Regions from separate parts of the Homo sapiens genome. Here all the other regions are linked to region 2. A link is an interaction called in ENCODE POLR2A ChIA-PET data of the cell type or tissue named here. Cell type or tissue: GM12878. All regions are shown on one strand. Links, peaks and the distances in the headings refer to the core of each region. The heading gives the core; the rest is flanking DNA. Region 1 has its middle 24 kb from the start of TM4SF18-AS1. Region 2 overlaps HPS3 (HPS3 biogenesis of lysosomal organelles complex 2 subunit 1). Region 3 overlaps TM4SF18-AS1 (TM4SF18 antisense RNA 1).

Evidence for each region. ChIA-PET counts read pairs that join two places held together with the same protein. Peaks named below come from ENCODE experiments on the same cell type or tissue, not always from the same donor. Only the 100,000 strongest peaks of a DNase experiment are listed, where the experiment ranks them.
Region 1: POLR2A ChIA-PET joins it to region 2 with 5 read pairs; 7 of 35 experiments call an interaction of 5 or more read pairs at or near these places.
Region 3: POLR2A ChIA-PET joins it to region 2 with 5 read pairs; 7 of 35 experiments call an interaction of 5 or more read pairs at or near these places.

What each region holds. Positions count from the first base shown.
Region 1 is chr3:149,256,906-149,263,859 of GRCh38, reverse strand. It overlaps the pseudogene CPHL1P. Among named protein-coding and RNA genes, the nearest start is that of TM4SF18-AS1, 24 kb to the left of the region's middle. In GM12878, for the core only: no CTCF peak of the experiment used is centred there; no DNase peak of the experiment used is centred there.
Region 2 is chr3:149,143,144-149,148,143 of GRCh38, reverse strand. It overlaps HPS3 (HPS3 biogenesis of lysosomal organelles complex 2 subunit 1), which reads right to left. Exons shown (of 17, transcript NM_032383.5): 5 at 2,598-2,790. Among named protein-coding and RNA genes, the nearest start is that of HPS3, 16 kb to the right of the region's middle. In GM12878, for the core only: no CTCF peak of the experiment used is centred there; a DNase peak (open chromatin) is centred at 1,992.
Region 3 is chr3:149,286,030-149,292,983 of GRCh38, reverse strand. All of the region lies in intron 1 of TM4SF18-AS1 (TM4SF18 antisense RNA 1), which reads right to left. Among named protein-coding and RNA genes, the nearest start is that of TM4SF18-AS1, 4.7 kb to the right of the region's middle. In GM12878, for the core only: a CTCF peak has its summit at 1,605 (motif pointing right); no DNase peak of the experiment used is centred there.

The DNA.
Region 1 (6,954 bases), core at 943-5,942, 110 kb before region 2:
AAGAGTGTAACTCCTATGCCTGATTTGTTGAGAGTTTTTGTCACAAAAGGATGTTGAACTTTATCAAACACTTTTTCTGTACCTACTGATATGATCATATGGTTTTTGTCCTTTATTCTGTTAATGTAATATATCACATTGATTGGTTTGCTATGTTGAAACATCCTTGCATCCCTGGGAAAAAAACCCACTTGATCATGGTGTATTATCTTTTTGATATTTGTTGGATTTGGTTTGCAAGTATCTTGTTGAGGATGTTTTCATCTATGTTCATCAGAGATATGTAGTTTTCTTTTTATGTTGTGTCCTTGTCTAGTTTTCGTATTAAGGTAATGGTGACCTTGCAGAATGAGTTAGGAAGAATTCCCTGTTCTTCAATTTTCTGGAATAGTTTGAGAAGAATTGGTATTAATTCTTCTTTGTAAGTTCGGTGGAATTTGTCAGTAAAGCCATCCAGTCCTGGGCTTTTCTTTCTTGGGGGATGTTTTTTTACTGATTCAATCTCATCACTCAATATTGGAGTGTTCAGGTTTTCTGTTTCTTCCTGGTTCAATCTTAGTAGGTTATCTGTGTCCAGGAACTTATCCATTTCCTCTAGGTTTTTCTGTTTGTTATTGTACAGTTGTTCATAATAATCTCTAATGATCCTCTGTATTTCTATGGTATCAGTTGTAATGTCTCCTTTTGTATTTCTAATTCTGTTTATTTGTGTCTTCTCTTTTCTCTTGGTTAGTCTAGCTAGTGGTTTATCTATTTTGTTTATTTTTTTTTTAAACTGACTTTTCATTTAGTTGAGCCTTCGTATGTCTTTTTAGTCTCTTTTTAACTGAGTTCTGATCTGACCTTTATTATTTCTTTCCTTCTACTAATTTGGGGTTTGGTTTATCTTGCTTTTCTAGTTCCTTGAGGTGCATCATTAGGATATTTACTTGAAATCTTTCTACTTTTTTTTGTTTTGTTTTTTGAGACAGAGTCTCGTACTATCATTCAGGCTACAGTGCAGTGGCATGATCTCAGCTCACTCTAACCTTCACCTCCCTGGTTCAAGTGATTCTCCTGCCTCAGCCTCCCAAGCATCTGGGATTACAGGCACACACCACCACACCCGGCTAATTTTTGTATTTTTAGTAGAGACAGGGTTTCACCATGTTGGCCAGGCTGGTCTCGAGCTCCTGACCTCAAGCGATCCTCCTGCCTTGGTCTCGCAAAGTACTGGGATTACAGGTGTGAGCCACCACACCTGGCCTTTTTCAGCTTTTTTAATGTAGGCATTTATTGCTATAAAATACTCTCTCGCACTGCTTTTGCTGAATCTTAAAGGATTTGTTGGGTTTCCATTTTCATTTGTTTCAATAAATTTTTAAATTTCTTACTTAATTTCTTCATTGACCCAGTGGTCACTCAGGATCATGTTGTTTAATTTTAATGTATTCGTACAGTTTCTAAAGTTCCTCTTGAATTCTAGCTTTATTCCATTATACAATGATATGATTTCAATGTTTTAAAATTTGTCGAAATATTTTGTGGCCTCACATATGGTCTATCCTGGAGAATTTTCCATGTGCTGATGAAAAGAATGTGTGTTCTGCAGCTAGTGGTTAAAATGTTTTGTAAATATCTGTTAGGTCCATTTGGTCTAAAGTATAGTTTAAATCCAATGTTTCTTTGTTGATTTTCTGTCTAGATGATTGGTCCAATGCTGAGAGTGGGGTGTTGAAGTTCTCAACTATTATTGTGTTAGAGTCTATCTCTCCCTTTAGCTCAATAATATTTACTTTATGTATCTGGGTGCTTTGGTGTTGGGCATATATATTTAGAATTGTTACATTCCCTCACTGAATTGATCCCGTTATCATTACAAAACGACCTTGTCTCTTTTTACATTTTTGACTTAAAGTCTGTTTTATCTGATATAAGGATAGCTATTCCTACTAACTTTTGGTTTTTGTTTCTGCAGAATATCTTTTTTCATCCCTTCATGTTTAGTCTTTATGTGTCTTTACAGGTGAAGTGAGTTTCTTGTAGGTAGCATATATTTGGGTCATTTTAAAAAATTCATTCAGCCAGTCTATATCTTTTAATTGGGGACTCTAATTTATTTATATTCAGGGTTATTATTGATAGGTAAGAACTTATTCCTGTCATTTTGGTAATTGTTTTCTGGTTATTTCATATATCCTTTTCCCTTCTGTTTCTCTCTTATTGGTTATAATTGCAGTTTGGTGGTTTTCTGTAGTCCTTGAGTCCTTTGTCTTTCTCATTTGTGTGTCTGCCATGCCAATGAGTTTTATGTTTTCATGTGTTTTCAGGATGGTAGATATTATCCTATTGCTTCCAGATATAGGACTCCCTTAAGCATTTTTTATAGGGCCTATCTAATGGTGATGAATTTCCTAAGTTTTTGCTTGTCTGGGAAAGATTTTATTTCTCCTTCATTTTTGAAAAATAGCTTTGCTGAGTGTAGTACTCTTGGTTGACTCTTTTTTTTTATTTTCAGTGTTTTGAGTGTATCATCTCATGCTGTTTTGGCCTGTAAGAGTTCTGCTGAGAAATCTGCTGTTAGTCTGATGGGGATTTCTTTATACGAGACTAGATGCTTTTCTCTTGCTGTTTTTAGAATTCTCTTTTTTCTTTCTTTGTTTTTGACTCTTGACTCTAATGTGTCTTAGAGAAGGCCTTTTCAGGTTGATCTATTTGGGGATCCTTGAGTTTCCTGTATCTGAATGTCTATATCTCTTGTAAGACATTTGAACTTTTCAGTTTATTATTATTATTCTTTTGCATTAACAGTGTTTGTTTTTTTAACAAGGAATGAAAACAAACTTTTTTTTTTTTAGGCAGAGTCCTGCTTTGTCACCCAAGTTGGAAGGCAATTGCATGATCACAGCTCACTGTTCCCTCAAACTCTTTGGCTCAAGCGATCCTTCCACCTCAGTCTCCCAAGTAGCTAGGTCTATAGGCACGTGCCACCACACCCAGCTAATTTTTTAAATGTTCTGTAGAAATAGAGTCTTACTACGTTGCCTTGCCTAGTCTCAAACTCCTGGCCTCAATCAATTTTCCCAGCCTCCCAAAGTGCTGGGATTATAGACATGAGCTACTATGCCCAGCCCTCAGCTATTATTTTGTTGAATAGGTTTTCTATGTCTTTGTCCATTTCTTCTCCTTCTGGAATACCCAACATTTGAATATTTGGTAGCTTTATGTCACTCATATGTCACATATGCTTTTTTCATTCTTTTTAATTCTTCATTTCTTTCTCTCTCTTTTTTTTTTTTCTGACTGGGTTGTTTCAAAATACCAGACCTCAAGTTCAAAAATTATTTTTTCAAGTCTGTTGTTGAAGCTCTAGATCATATTTTTAATTTTTAAAAAGCTCTTCAGTTCTAGGATGTCTTTTTGGGGTTTATTGTATATCTGTTGAATTTCTTGTTCAGATCATGAATTTTTTTCTGATTTCTTTGTGTTGCTTATCTGTGTTTTGTTGTATCTCACTGAGCTTCAATATTGTTATTTTGACTTTTTTTGGCATGTCATACGTTTCTTTTTCATTGGAATCTGTCACTGGGGAATCATTGTGTTGTTTTGGAAGTGTCATGTTTCCTTGCTTTTTCATGCTTCTTGTGTTTTACATTGATATCTGCACTTCTTCCCATTTTTTGTGGGGCGGTGGCTTTGGTAGGAAAAGAGACATTTTCTATAGATGTATTTATAGTGTGGATTGGGTAGGATGCTTTAACTTTGATTCTTGCTGCGTGCAGTCATGTGGTTTCTGTACAATTTCCTCAGCTGTAATCAGCATCAGTGGTGCCTGTGAGTTCCTTGGTGGCTTATCCTGTGGTTGTTAGTGGAGGTTTTGCTGGGGATGGGGATGCCAGATGGGACAGTCCTTGGGCCCCAGTGGTGGTGGCAGCAGGTTGAGTCTTCCCATCCTTGGGGCCCAGCAGCATACATGGGCACTGGTGTTAGAGGATCCAGACAGGCTAATTATTGGGCCTCCAAGTGGCTTTCTCAGGTGTCAGCAGTGGCAATGGTGAGTTGGGCGTATTTTTGGGTCCCTGGGTGGCATGTATGGTTGTGAAGGCAGGAGTGGTAGCAGGCCAACCCTCAGGCCCCCAAGTGACATGCATAAGTGCCAGTGGTGGAAGCAACAGTCTGAGCAGGCCATTCCCTAGACCCCCAGGTGGTACATGCAGGTGGGTGCCAGCAGAGGTGATGGCAGCAGGTTGGGCAGACCTGTCCTCATACCCTGGAAGTAGTGTACAAATTCAGCGGTGGTTGGTGGAGAAGGTTGATCCTCAGGCTTCGATAACACTTGTGGGCTCTGGCAGGTCAGGCACGCCCCCTGAGACTCCTGGGGAGGAGGAGTGCATAGACGCTGGTGATGGCAGGCAGGGCAGATTGATCCCCAGGTCCCTGGACAGCACATGTGGGCATTGGCAGAGGTGGCATCAGGCAGAGTGGACCTGTTCTCAGGCCCTCGATGGTGTGCATGAGTGCAGACTGTGGTGGATACGGTGGGTCAGTCCCTAGGTTCCCAGTTAATGTGTGTGGGCACCAGCAGAGTGGGCAGACTCACCCTCAGGCCCCTAGATGGCATGCCTGGGTGCCAACAGCAGGTGGGGCAAGACTGTCTTCAGGTTCCCTGATAGTGCACATGAGGAACAGCTGTGGCAGGCAGGGCAAGTCGATCCCCAGTACCCAAGATGGCACACTGGAGTGGAAGCAGCAGTGGGCAGGTGTGCCTGTCCTCAGACTCCAGGACAGCATCTAGATGGGCTGGTCTCATGTCCACCAAAGGTGCCTTCTGGTGTGTGGTAGCCCTGCTGCTGAAAGGGCAGTGTTTGCTATCAGTGGCAGTCACTCCAGGCAGATGGCTCTCAGGCTCTGGAGAGGGCATGCACAGCTCCCTTTGTTCTGGGGTAGCCTCCCTGGTGCACGGCACAGCCCATCCCCCACAGTGTAGAACATGGTATGGGCTAGAGTGGTGGGGACCCGGCCAATCTACTGGATACGGCTTCAGTGTCACAGTGCTCAGCCCTCTGAGTGGACACAGGAGAATGTCGTTGGGGTTCTAGGGATGTGGAGATACAAGGGCTGTTGGGCCCTGGGGCAGGATACAGTCTGGTTGGGGCTGGGCTCCCAAAATGGTGCCATGCTACAGCTACTTGGGTCTTGGGGGTTTTATGGGACCCAGCATGAACTCCCTCCCTGGAATGATGCCATTGTATCAACTCCAAGCCACTCTCTCTACTAGTCTCAGGGCCTGCAAGGGCTAAGGGGCTCTCTTGTGGCTAGGATTAGCGGGAATCCATGGTAGAAGTATGGACTGCTGAAGCTCTCTCACTTATCTTTTTCCCACACTGGGGAGCCTCTCCTGGCTCCCAGCCAGTCTGAGCAGTGACAGCTGCCTTGCTTCCCTTTCCTTCTGTGTCTCAGATGTTCTTTGACACTTTCCTGCCGAATTCCAGTGTTCTCTCTTAGATGCTGTATCCAACTTGTGATTATCTACTCAGTGTTTTGGTCCTTCTTTGTGAATGTGAGTGCCGGGTGCCTTTACTCCTTTTCTTACATTTTAAGCTCATCAGTAAATTACTCAATCTGTGTAATGGAAATTTTGTATTAAATGTCAGAAAGATAACTGGGCTTAGAGCAAAAAACTAGATTTAGATTTAGGGCTTACTCTCATTTTATATCGACTAAAATAAGTATGAATTAATAGATTCATTTTGCTTGATCCCCCTGGCTGTAAAATTCTATGATGTTTTGGCATAGCAAGTCACCACTTTATTGTTAGGAAATATTCTTCTCATTGTTAGGAAACTTCTTCTCAGAGGCTCCTTTTTATTATAACAATTTAAAAAAATAATAACATCTATCTTTTTAATATTATAGCATCTCTGCAAATAGTTGTTTTAATAGCAATATTTGTTATTACCCACCTGAAAAAGTCAGGTATAATATCTTTTAATTTTTATTCCAAAAGTAAGTTAGCAGACAACTAGGTAGATACATATAGATAATTATATATATGTGCATAGATAAAAGACTGAAAGGATATTTACAGAAAATACTGACTATGGTAATATATAGATGGTGGGATTATGGAGATTTCCATTTTCTTTGTTGTATTTTTCTTTCTTTTCAAAATTTTAGATTTATAATCAGAAATAAATTACAAATATTTTAAACAGATGTGTTTGGATTCTTTCTTTTCACGTGATAACTGTGAATATAAAAGTTCTTTGTGTATCTACCTTCTCTGCATAGTAAATCCCAGTTATTTTTTGAACGAAGTCCAACCAGAATTGGAGGAACTTAACAAAAAACTGATTTACCGTGAATACACAGATGCTTCCTTCCAAACACAGAAGGCAAGAGAAGAACACCTTGGAATCCTTGGTAAAATTCTATTCAGAGCTTGTAGGGTTATAAACATTATTTATAAATATTCTGCAATAAAAACAGTATTCATCAACTCAGTTAGAGATTTTAGCTGTAGTATTATAGCCTTATGAAAATAATACATCAATTCACCCAATGACTTTATTTTATTTTACTTATTTTATTTTATTTTATTTTACTTTATTATTTGAGACAGTCTTGCTCTGTTGCCCAGGCTGGAGTGCAGTGGTGTGACCTCTGTTTACTGCAACCTTCGCCTCTCAGGCTCAAGTGATCCTCTTATCTCAGCCTCTGGAATAGCTGGGACTACAGGAATGCACCATCATACTCAGCTAATTTTTGTGACGTTTTTGTTTTGTTTGTTTTGTTTTGTTTTGTTTGAGACAGGGTCTCACTCTTTTGCCCAGGCTGGAGTGCAATGGCATGATCTCAGCTCACTGCAACCTCCGCCTCTCAGATTCAAGCAATTCTCATGCCTCATCCTCCCAAGTAGCTGGGACCACAGACACACACCACCACACCTGGCTAATTTTTGTAATTTTTGTAGAT
Region 2 (5,000 bases), core at 1-5,000:
CCCAGCACTTTGGGAGGCCGTGGCGGGTGGATCATCTGAGGTTAGGAGTTGGAGACCAGCTTGGCCAACATGGTGAAACCCCATCTCTACTAAAAATACAAAAAAATTAGTCGGGCATGGCGGCAGGTGCCTATAATCCCAGCGACTTGGGAGGTTGAGGCAGGAGAATTGCTTAAACCCGGGAGGCAGAGGTTGCAGTGAGCTGAGACCGCGCCATTGCACTCCAGCCTGGGCAACAAAAGAGAAACTCCGATTTGATTTGAAAAACAGGAGTGGAGATTCTTATTAAGAATCTGAATTTACATAAAACAACTGCTATTCTAATGTCTAATGGTTTCACAGTGAAGTTAATGATGTCAGTCTCCTTTAGTGCTGATAATAAGAAAAGCTCAAAAATGTCCTGTCTGGAGGCAGTCAAAACCCACGCATTACAAGTCCATTCAAACCCATAATATAATGCTTTCAGGGCTCTACACTCCAAATATGTACATAACTTATAAATAAGAGAGATGGGGCAACAGATTTAGTGGGTCCACTCACTAAATTCTCAGTGTACTTCAAGTATATGCAATCAGATGGGAAAAAGATGGATAGTCTTTTACATCTATATGATGGGACAGAAATTAGTATATTCCTTTCTTTTCCCTTTTTCCATTGTTTCTGAGATGGTATAGTTTCCTAGATTCTTCTGCATCCTTAAAAATCTTTGTCTTTCTCCTCTTGCTTGCTGAGCAAGACCTTCACCAGAGTTTAATTCTTTAATAACTTTTCACTATCTACATACTCTCACTACTTTAATAATCAACTTTTTTTTTGGCGGTAGTAAAACTTCTAAGCTTTCCTCTTTACCCTAATCTACAGTTCTATGTGTCCAAAAGCCTACTTAGCATTATGTCTTGATAATCTATAAGCATCTCAAACTCAAATGTCTAAACCAAACATCTCTTTTGCCCCACATTTCACCAGCCTCCATTGTTTCATAAAAGCAGGCAAAACCTTGGTGGGATTTTTCATGCCTCCTACATCCCCATTATCCCATCAGACAAGTCTTTTAACTTTCCCACTGAAGCCTCTCCCATGCATCCTCCCTTCTCCTTTCATTAACACTACCATGCCTGAATACCGCCCCTTAATATCCTTGCCTGAACTATTCCAATAGCTTATTTATCTATGTTCAATCCATCTTCCACAACAGCCACCATTAATTTTCCTAAAACAATGTTCTGATCATATTACTTTCTCTGGTTAAAACTTTAAAAAAAAGTCCTTAGTTTAATTTTCAAATCCTTGAGCTCTCTTTTCAAGCACTGTTTTCACCACCTGTCTACTTTTCAGCTTCTTCATATTTAAAGAACATCACTACACAACACTTTGGACACTGGAAAGAGTAGCTACCTCCACATTGTTCACTTAAGAAACACACTGCCATCAGCAGCATTTCTCCTTAAGCCAGAAATCAGGTGGAGAAGGGAGTGCAACCACTAAGAGTGGATATCAGAATCTCCAGATTGGTTCTATGCAGTTTGGAATCTCCAGCACCTGCTAGAGATTGTGATACTACCACTCAGTGGTGGGGTGATCTCTGTCCTGTGCAATTAATTTTTGGATGTTCCTAAAAACTTGATACAGTTTTTGTTTATAGTCTTCCTTCAATCTATAATGCACATCTCTTTCAATCTTCATCTACCAAAATTCTAGCTAGCTTTCATGCTTCACTTCAAACACAATCAGCTATCCACAACTTCCCCATACAACTTAGCCAGAAGTAACTTCCCTCCTCCCAATGTCAATGGCACTTTCATGAGGTCTTAAGACATTTTTCGCAAATCTCCTAGTGTCTGTGACTCTTGTGTGTCTCTCTAACCTTCTCTTCTATTGTTGCTTTAGAAAGTGGTTGGTGTATCTTATTCACAGTTGCATGGTCAGAGGGCACAAGGAAGTGCCCTGAACATAATCTAAGCTCAAAAAACAGGAAATAGAACCAAAACCATCATATGCTGCTGAGATTAAAAGGAAATGAAATCAAGCTACTGCTTGTGAACCCAGTTTACATGCCAGCATAATAGGGGAAGGCAACTCAACACATCTGCCACCAATTAGCACATGACTTTGGCCAATTCTAACCTCTCTGTAACAACTTCCCTATCTGTGCCAATCAAGGAGAGAATCAGATCATCTCTCTGGCCCCTTCACAGTTCTAAACTATTATAAATAACTCAATTTATACTAGAAAAATATGGTAGCAGTGAGAAAAAAAATTTAGGAAATCTAAAAAGAAACTTAAAGAGACGCTCTGACTGGCTGCATTGACTTTTCATTAAAACTCCCTATGAAAGTCTTCCTTTATGAAGAACCTTATACTTCCTTACAGGGACCCCTATCCAGTCTAGGGAAACAAACAAAGACAAAACCAGAGTCTAAATCTTTGACATTGAAAAGGCAGGTATGGGTCATCAAAAGACAGACTTACAATGACATGTAACTCATGCATTTATAGTACTCTATGCTAGTTCACACAATTCTCACAGATTTAGGAAGTACCTCAAAAATTTACAAATAAGTGACTCACAGGCCAGCAAGTGACCCTCTAACAGTACCTTGTAATGACGTGCAAAAATTGTGGCGTGAGTACTGCCTGCTGAGACTTTTCAGGATACTGGTAGACTGACATCAATTCAACAGATTTGACAACCATGTAGAGATAGCCCACATGAGGTAAGGAGAAAAAGCAAAAGAGACTCAGCAATTCTTTTTCCTGAGACAAATTTTTTCCATCAGATGTAAGAGAACCTGCATGCAAAAATGAAAGAAATAAAACACCATGAAACCAGTAAATAAAGGGGGAAATAATCATATATTGACTTTGCTATGCAAACTGTATCAGTGGGTAACCAAAGAGTTGCAAAGGGGAAGTTGCTCTTTATAGAAGAATGTTGGTAAGAAATAAAAAAGGAGTAATATAATTAGAATATCGGCATTGTACAACCCCTACTAAATTAACAGATCTAAGTAATGATCATCAATGGCTGTTAACATCACAAAAAGAGTCCACTGGCAGAGCTCAACACTACTTGGGTTTCAAAATAATAAAAAGAATAATAAATAATCTGAGCAAGCCTGAGTATAGACCAGCAATGTTGATAGAAATATGTGAGCCACATCTGCAATTACTAGATTTCTAGTAATCACATTTTTAAAAGTAAAAAGAAACAAGTAAAATTTTAATAATATTGTATTAACCCAACATATCAAAAATATTACCATTTCAAGAAGCAATAAACACAAAAATTAATATTATATACATTTTTGTACTTAGTCTTCAAAACCTAGTGTGTATTTTATACTTATGCCATATCTCAATTCAGACTAGTCATATTTCAAGTGCTTAATAGCGGCATGTGACTAATGGCTACCATACTAAACAGCATAGATTTCCATCTACCAACTCAAATGGAAATACAGTGGACAGAGAAACATGTTAAATGACACGTAAGGATTCACTTAGCAAAATTCAGATTGTTGGAAATTTTACAGTAAAGAGTCTAATTTCTTGTTAAATAAGATGCAAAGAAAAGAGAGGAAGGAAAGCCTAGATATTAAAAGAGCCTTAAAAGACATAGCAATCAATTGCAATGTATGAACTTTATTTGGAATATGATTCAAACAAATGAATTACAGAAGTTTTTTAGTCAATTAGAGAAATGTGAACACTTACTGGATATCTGGTGGTATCAACAAAATTTTTTTTATTTTTATTTTTTGAGACGGAGTCTCACTCTGTCACCCAGGCTGGAGTGCAGTGGCACGATCTCGGCTCACTGCAACCTCCACCTCCCGGGTTCAAACGATTCTCCTGCCTCGGCCTCCCAGGTAGCTGGGACTACAGGCGCCCACCACCATGCCTGGCTAATTTTTTTTTTTTTTTTTTTCTAGTAGAGACGGGGTTTCGCCATATTGGCCAGGCTGGTCTCGAACTCCCAACCTTGTGATCCACCCACCTCAGCCTCCCAAAGTGCTGGGATTACAGGCGTGAACCACCGCACCCGGCAACAAATTTTTTATAATGTGAAATAGCATTTTGGGTTTAAGTAAAAGAATACTTTTAGAGACATATGTTGAAATATTTATGAATGCAATGGTATGAACTCCGGGATGTGCATCAAAATAATGTAGCATGGAGCAACACTGTTGAAGCTGTTTGATGGGTACGTGGGGGTTCACTGCACTATTTTCTATCTACATGTGGCTGTAATTTTTCATAACCAAAGTTGTTTAACAAGTACCCTGACTGACACCCTTGAAGGACACCAATTAATAGCAGAAGTCCAATTCTGTACTCTCCATATTTGGCTGAAAGTCAACTGTCCAGTTTTTTTCTCCCTATTCTTTTTTAACATATATCTGTGCTCTGGCCAAAGAGAACTGCTCACGAATCTCCAAATACACATAATTTTACACCTCATATAATGTTGGTTCCCATTATGTAATATCTTTCCAAAATCTCTATCATCCATTACGGCCCAGCTCAAATACATATGACCCATCCATTCGTCTATTCAGTCAGCATTCATCAGGTACCTACTAAGTGCTGCTGTTCCAGATTCTAGGGATACAACAGTGTTCAAAACAACGTAACTGCTTTCACAGAGCCTTCATTCTAGTGATGGGGATTGGGATGGAGAGTAAACAAGTAAACTCCAGTGTGAGTGGAGAAGGGATATTTTAAATTGAGAGGTCAGAGAAGTCCTCCGTCATGAAGTTACACTTCAGCTGCGAACTGAATGACTTAAATGCACCAGTCACACAAGGCTGAGAGGAGTACCCTACGCACAAGAAGAGCAAATAATAGGTCTTAGATAAGCGTGCCTGTGGCGTCTCTAAGGAAGAGGGAAAGGCCACTATGGATGAAGAATAGTAAGCAGGGTGAGAGTGGGACACGATGGGCTTAGAGTTAAGGTCATATACGCCATGGAATGGATTTGGAGTTTTTATTCCAAGTG
Region 3 (6,954 bases), core at 1,074-6,073, 140 kb before region 2:
ATTAGTTCAACTAGCTGACCATTTGTGCCCAAGGAGAGAGGTGCACTCTCAACAACATCATTCAGAGTAACTATTGCATACCCTGCTCTGTGAGTTCCTTTTTCTACAAAAAAAACTTCCGTCCATAAACGGAATCCAGTCTGGGTTATCTAAGGGGGTTTCCTTGAGGTTCTCTCTGGCTGCATAGGTTTGTACTACTATTTGCTAGCAGTCATGTTCAAGTTCCCTGGATTCCTCTTGGAGGAAGGTGGCTGGATTTAGGGACAGGTTCTTAATTAGAAGGACTGCAGAACTTTCTAATAACAGAGCTTGGTATCTGAGGAGGTGGTTTTCTGTTAGCCAGAGACTCCCCTTAGAAGACAGTAGTCCTGCCACATTATGTGGGATATAAACGGTTAAGTTATTCCCCGTGGTTAACTTATTAGCCTCTGGTACCAGCAAGGCTATTGCTGTGAATGCCCAGAGTCAGGCTAGCCATCATGTGGCTACCAAATCAAGCTCCTTACTCAGGTAGCCTACATGCTGCTGGGCTGAACTCCAGGTCTGTGTTAGAACTCCCAGTGCCATTACTTTTCTCTGATACATAAAGCTTAAATGTTTTCCCTATGGGGAGACTTAGGGCTGGTGCCTTAAGCAAGGCTTGTTTTAGTTGGTCAAAGGCCTTTTTAGCCTCTGGTTCCCAAATTAGACAGTGAGATTTAGCTGTCTGAGTCTCCTTTATTAGGTGAAATAGGGACAAGCTATTTCACTGTACCCAGGTATCCATGGTCTGCAGAATCCTGTAATGTGTAAGAATTCCCTCAGTTTCTTGAGGGTTTTAGGGAAGGGAAAGGAGGAGATGGGCTTAATCCTCTCTTTGTCCAATGCCCTGGCCCTCTCTGACAAAGCCAGACCTAGGTATTTCACTGAAGTCTGAGATACCTGAGCATTAGATTTTGAAACCTTATATCCTCTGTTAGTCAGAAAGTTAAGAAGGGCCTTACTGCCCTCCTAAGAGATTTCCTCAGTTGGAGCGCAGAGAAGGTCATCCATGTATTGTAAAACTTTAACCTGAGGATAAAGGAATTCAGAGAGGTCTCTCAATAATGCCTGGCCAAACAAGGTGGGGCTGTCTCGGAACCCCTGAGGTAACAGTGTTCTGGGTGGTTTGGTTAGAGGGATCCTTAAATGCAAACAAACACTAGGAGTCAGTGTGTAAAGGTGTGCAGAAGAAGGTATCCTTTAGTTCCAGAACTGTGAACCATTTAGTCCCCTCAGGTATTTGAATTAGTGGGGTATATGGATTGGTAACCACTGGATGTATTGGAACCACAGCCTCATTAACAAGGTGGAGGTCCTGAACTAGTCTTCATCCTTGTTGGGTTTTTGTACCCCCAATATTGGGGTATTACAAGAGCTGTTGCAGGGTTTGAGGAGGCTCTACATCTTCAAGTCATCAATGATGGCTTCTAGTCCTTTCCTAACTTCTGGTTTCAGGGAATATTGTTTCTGGTTAGGAAAGGAGGTGGGATCTTTAAGATGAACCCAGACCAATATGTCAGGTGTGGCTCAGCCAATCTTCCTTCAAGTTGCCCAAACTTCTGAGTTAATATCAGTCTCCACTAGGGGGAGACAACGAGTTTGCCCAGGGGCCATCAGGATGGTGGTCCCTATACAGGCCAGAATATCCCTGCCCAACAGAGGAGTTTGGCTTTCAGGCATAATTAGAAAAGCATGGGTGAACAAAATGTCTCCCCAGCTACAACTAAGGGGTTGGGGATAATATCGGGTTAAAGTCCTCCCTGAGACACACTTCATGATTGTGCTAAGAGAGCAGAAGGGCCCAGGACTGGAGGGGAGAACTCAAGAGACCAGCCCTGGTGTCCAAAAATTTCCTCCCTTCAATTTCCAGAATTACCTGGGGCTCCTGGATGGTAATGATGGTCTGGACCACTGGAGCCAGGGAAAGGAGACCCAGGACCCATCAGTCCTGCTGCTGGATCATGTAGATTGGTTCTGAACCTGGTGACCAGCATCCCCAGGGACAGTCCACCCTCCAATGGTCCCCATTGCAGATTGGACAGGGTTGAGGTGGCTTCCTCGTGCTGCCTGGGTAATCCTTCTTGAAATGCCCTGGCTTGCCACATCTGTAGCAGTTAACAGGTGCACCCTGGGAATTCTGGGGTTTGTGGGCTTGCATGGTGGCTATTGAAGCCTCTGTATCTTTCCAGTAATTCCTCTGTCTCTCCTGGGCCTCCATATCTCTATCATAAGAGACCAGGGTGGCTACTAAAGTACTATCTACCAAGGGTCTCCAAAGTACTATCTGGTCCCAGGGCCCATTTCTGCAACTTCTTCCTGATATCAGGAGCTGCCTGGATAATAAATTTATCCCTTAGGATTAGTTGTCCCTCAACAGAATCAGGAGATAGAGAGGTGTGCTTTACCAAGGCCTCTCTTAGCCTTTCCAGGAAGGCAGTGGGATTTTCATCAAATCTCTGGTCAATCATGGATTACTTAGTATAATTGAGAGGCTTGCTCCTAGTCTTACAAGCCCTCCATTATACACACCTGAAAGTGCCTCTTCTTCTAGTCTCCCATTTCATCATTGGGATCCCATCCAGTGTCATCCATTGGTACTGCTTCTCTTCCAGTTGGATAATGTTCATCCCCTTTCTGACACTATATATGATACAAAGCTCATCCCCAGATCTCTCTGCTGCTTGCAGAGTGGCCTGCTTCTCAGTGTCCATTAGGGCCTGATTCAAAAGTAAAGTAACGTCTCTCCAGGAGAATTCAAATACTTGGGTGAAATTCTGGAAAGCCTCTATATATCTGCCAGGGTTATCTGAAAACTTGCCAAGATCCCCCCTTAATTTGCTTTAAGTCCAGTAGAGAGAAGGGGACCTGAACCTTACTGAGGTCAGATTCAACAGGCATCTGTTGGAGGGGCAAGATTGAGACTGGGGCTTGTCTAGGGTGAGGATTTCTAGGAGGGAGCAAGTGAGAAGCTGAAGCTGGATAGGGAGGTTGGGTGGACCCAGAGGAGCAGGGCTGGAGGGAGCTGGCTCCCCTGCTCTAGGATTTGTATCTTTAGTTCTCTCGGCTTGCCCCTTGCAGCCTTTCCTGAGATGGCAAACAGCAGGCCTGGACCAATCTTACACTGTCAGCAAAAGTCTGGATTGCCTTGCAAGGTGTAGAAAGCCTGCATATATGAGGTCTCAGACCATCAGTACTCATGTCTACGGAAATGGTCCAACTGCCAGATGGTATCAAAATGAATGGTTCATTCCTGAGGCCATCATAGTCCTTCATAATTTGGACAAACCTTTGTGCACAGGGCTATGAGGCATTTTTCCTCCGAATTCTGAGGGTCAAAGCAGTCCCAGTGGTTCAGGATACACCCCAGAGGAGTATAGGCTGGCAGTGGTGAAGAGAACTGGTTGCCCATTATGAAAGACAGGGAATAGAGGTGTCCCTCATTTCCCTTCCTTACTGCAGCGAAAACTTGGGGTGTGATGGAGAGAGGAAGCAAGTGTCCTTTCTTTTTCTTCCATCTTTTTGTCCCTGAGTCTCGGCAACCTTGGCAGTCGCCACCCATGGTTACTGATCCGGCATGCACCCATGAAGCAGGGAAGGCCTAGAGAATAGGAATTATTTGCCCTTAACTTTGCCTCCATTTTTCCTACTGCCAGCAACCCTTGGGTTCCCTGGGCTTCATTTATTCCATGGAGCATGGCCTCCTTCCATGAGGTGGGGGGTTTAGTCAGCAGGAATTGGTCCTGCCCATTTACATTGTGCCTGTTGCCTGGCTTTGGACCCCTCAGATTTGGTTTTTCTTTCTATGGCCTCAGCCTCAAGCTTGGAGTCAAGTTTGAGACTAAAAAGTATTTTAGAGGGTTGCATGTATCTGTTTAGATTAAACCTCAAATGAGCCCTGATGAATTTGCAGTTATCAGGGGGATAGGAACCCTCTAATCTAGAAAAGGAGAAAAGAGAAAACAGTTAAAGGGTCAAAACGGGGAGGTCCTGAGGGAAGAAGCCCTTGCTCACTGCTAATGGGTCCTTCCCCCAGTTTGAACTGAGCTGAACTCCTTGGCCAGGAGAAGAAAAGTTCCACTGATGCTGCAGGCGGGAAGCACCAGCCAGCCGGCTGCGCAGGGTCCTGGTGGCAGCTGCAGTTTTCTCCTGCCCCTTGTGGCCATTGGGTGTGGCTTTTGCATGCTGTGGATATGCCCAGGTGCCCGAGCTAGGAGTTGGGGGGTAAGAAAAGGAGGTGCCATGTGCACCTGAGACTGTTGGGGTGGGGGTGGTGATGATACTTCTAAGAATAAACAGAAATCACATTGTTCTGAATTGCACTTTTTTTTTCTTTTTTCCTTTTTCTTTTTTTTTTGAGATGGAGTTTCACTGTGTCACCAGGCTGGAGTGCAGTGGTGAAATCTCGGTTCACTGCAACCTCCACCTCCCAGGTTCAAGCGATTCTCCTGCCTCAGCCTCCTGAGTAGCTGGGACTACAGGTACGTGCCACCACACCCACCTAATTTTTGTACTTTTAGAAGAGACAGGGTTTCACCATGGTGGCCAGGCTGGTCTCGATGTCTTGACCTCGTGATCTGCCTGCCTCGGCCTCCCAAAGTGCTGGGATTACAGGTGTGAGCCACCACACCCGGCCTGAATTGCACTTTTGATGGCTGAGCCAAATGCTCATTCTATTTAATATTGCACAGCCTGAACCAAAACCCGTAACATCATAAAGGAAGAGATGAGAGCCATTTCAAACTGTGAGAGAAGAGAAGACATCAAGCAAAATCTGGGGGTTTTAGCCAACAGACTTCAGTCCTGGGGCCTTGCAGCAAAAAAACACCTTCAGTTGCCCCAGGGCTTTACAGGGTGTGGCTCGCCTGTTCTGTTGCTACACGCTCAAACCCCTGAGGGGAGGGGAGCATGCAGATGGACAGGTGCAGGAGCCTAAGTGGGGGTGTGTTACAGTGTGCCCTTTTAGCCCTGCTGTCCATGGATGGCTTGAATTTAATCAGCTCAATGGACACTCTGCCTTTTCACAAGGGCAGAGGGCCAATGTGACCACTTTTTGTATCCCAAGCTCTTGCCCAGCATCCTGGAAGAATCAGGCCACACATGGGCTTGAAGGTTGAATGCAGGGTTTTATTGAGTGGTGGAGGTGGTTCTCTGAAGGATGGATGCAGAGCTGGAAGCGGGGATGGCACGGGAAGATAATCTTCCTGCTGGGTGGCCAAACCTCTCCGACCACCCTCGGCTGAACTCCTCTCGGCGTTCAAATGTTCCTCTTCTCTCTTTCTCTGCTGTATCGTTTCACCATTCATCTGCTTGTCTGGGATGGTGAAGACAACTGTTTGCTCATTCTAAACGACACGGAATAGAGGCGTCTCCTCATCTGCTCATCTGCTTCTGGAGCCCGAGGTTTGGGGTTTATATGGGTACAGGATAGGGGAGCATGGCAGGATAAAAGGCAACTTTTGGGGTGCGAAAACAGAAATGGCTGTTCCCATTTAAGGCCATGGGTCTCCAAGCTTGAGGGTGGGGCCTTTGCCAGGGAACTGCCCTCTTCTATCCAGTATTTCCCTGTCTCCTGTCCATATCAAAATATGGCCCATTGTAAGGCAATGAGCAGAGGAATTACCTGATTGGATTTATATTTTTAAAGGGCCACTCAGGCTGCTTTGTTAAGAATAAACTGAAGGGAGATAGAAGCAAGAAAGCTACTTAGGAGACTATTGGAGTACTCTAGGGAGGTATACTGGTGGTTTGGACCTGAGGTGTATTAGTAAGAGATGGTGAGAAATTGCTCGATTTGGGGGATACTTTGAATAGGTGACAGATTGGATGTGAAGTGTAAGACAGAGAGGAGCTAAGGTTTTGCAGCCTAAACTGCTGGAAGATTGGAGTTGCTATTAACCGAAATGAGAAAGGCAGTGGTTGAAGTGGCTTTGGAGGGTGAGAAATATTAGTGAAGTTTAATTCTTACCCTTGTTTCCCTTGTGAACTCCCAAAATTTAAGACATGTCTCAGTTAATTCAGAAAGTTTATTTTGCCAACGTTGAGGACACGCCCATGACACAGCCTCAGGAAGTCCTGACAGGTGCCCAAGGTTTATATATATATATATATTTCTAAGCAAACCAAAACAATAATAATATGACAACCTGATGATATAAAAGATATGTATATATGTGTGTGTGTATATATATATATATATCTCCTCTTATTGTGACTTATACTGACCGCTCATGACATGGTCAGACTTTCTAATTTGTTCTCAACATTCTTTTTAAACAACCAGTTATTTTATTTTAGGACTATATTTACCATGCAGGATTCTTTCTTACCTAAAATTACTTTTCTTTCAGCTTCTTTACCTAAAAAAACTCTTTTATTTTTATAACTTTCTATGCATCTTTTTTTGTTTCCTGGTTCCTTTTACCTTGTTTTACACATAACCTTTAAGCTTTGAATTAGACGAAACTTGTTCACCTTTTTTTTAAAGACACACTTTTTTTTAGCAAGAATGTTTTCCTACAATATATATTTATTGGAAAATGCCCAAATAGTAAAATATCTATTATTTAATTTAACTTTATATTCTAAATTATGACCAGTTTGTCTACAAGTATTTATCCCATTACATTTACCTAATTATTTTATTTTAATTGTTTACCTAGATTATTTATGAAAACTATGATAGTCATGATTTAAAGTTGTGAAACCACCATTGCAAAATTATAACTAAGACACTGAAAAAAGATTTGCCCTAACTGGCTCCATCTTGCTCATAACCTCTAAGCTGTCCTTGTTCATTCCTGGGCGTAGGCCGAGCTAACTTTGGGAAGGAATTCAGCTCAAGGTTTGACTCTGAAACAAAATTGGTAACAGCCCTTTCCCAAAAAGACCCCACTTCTTACCTGGGGTCCAGTCTGCCTTTCTAGGACTAACCAA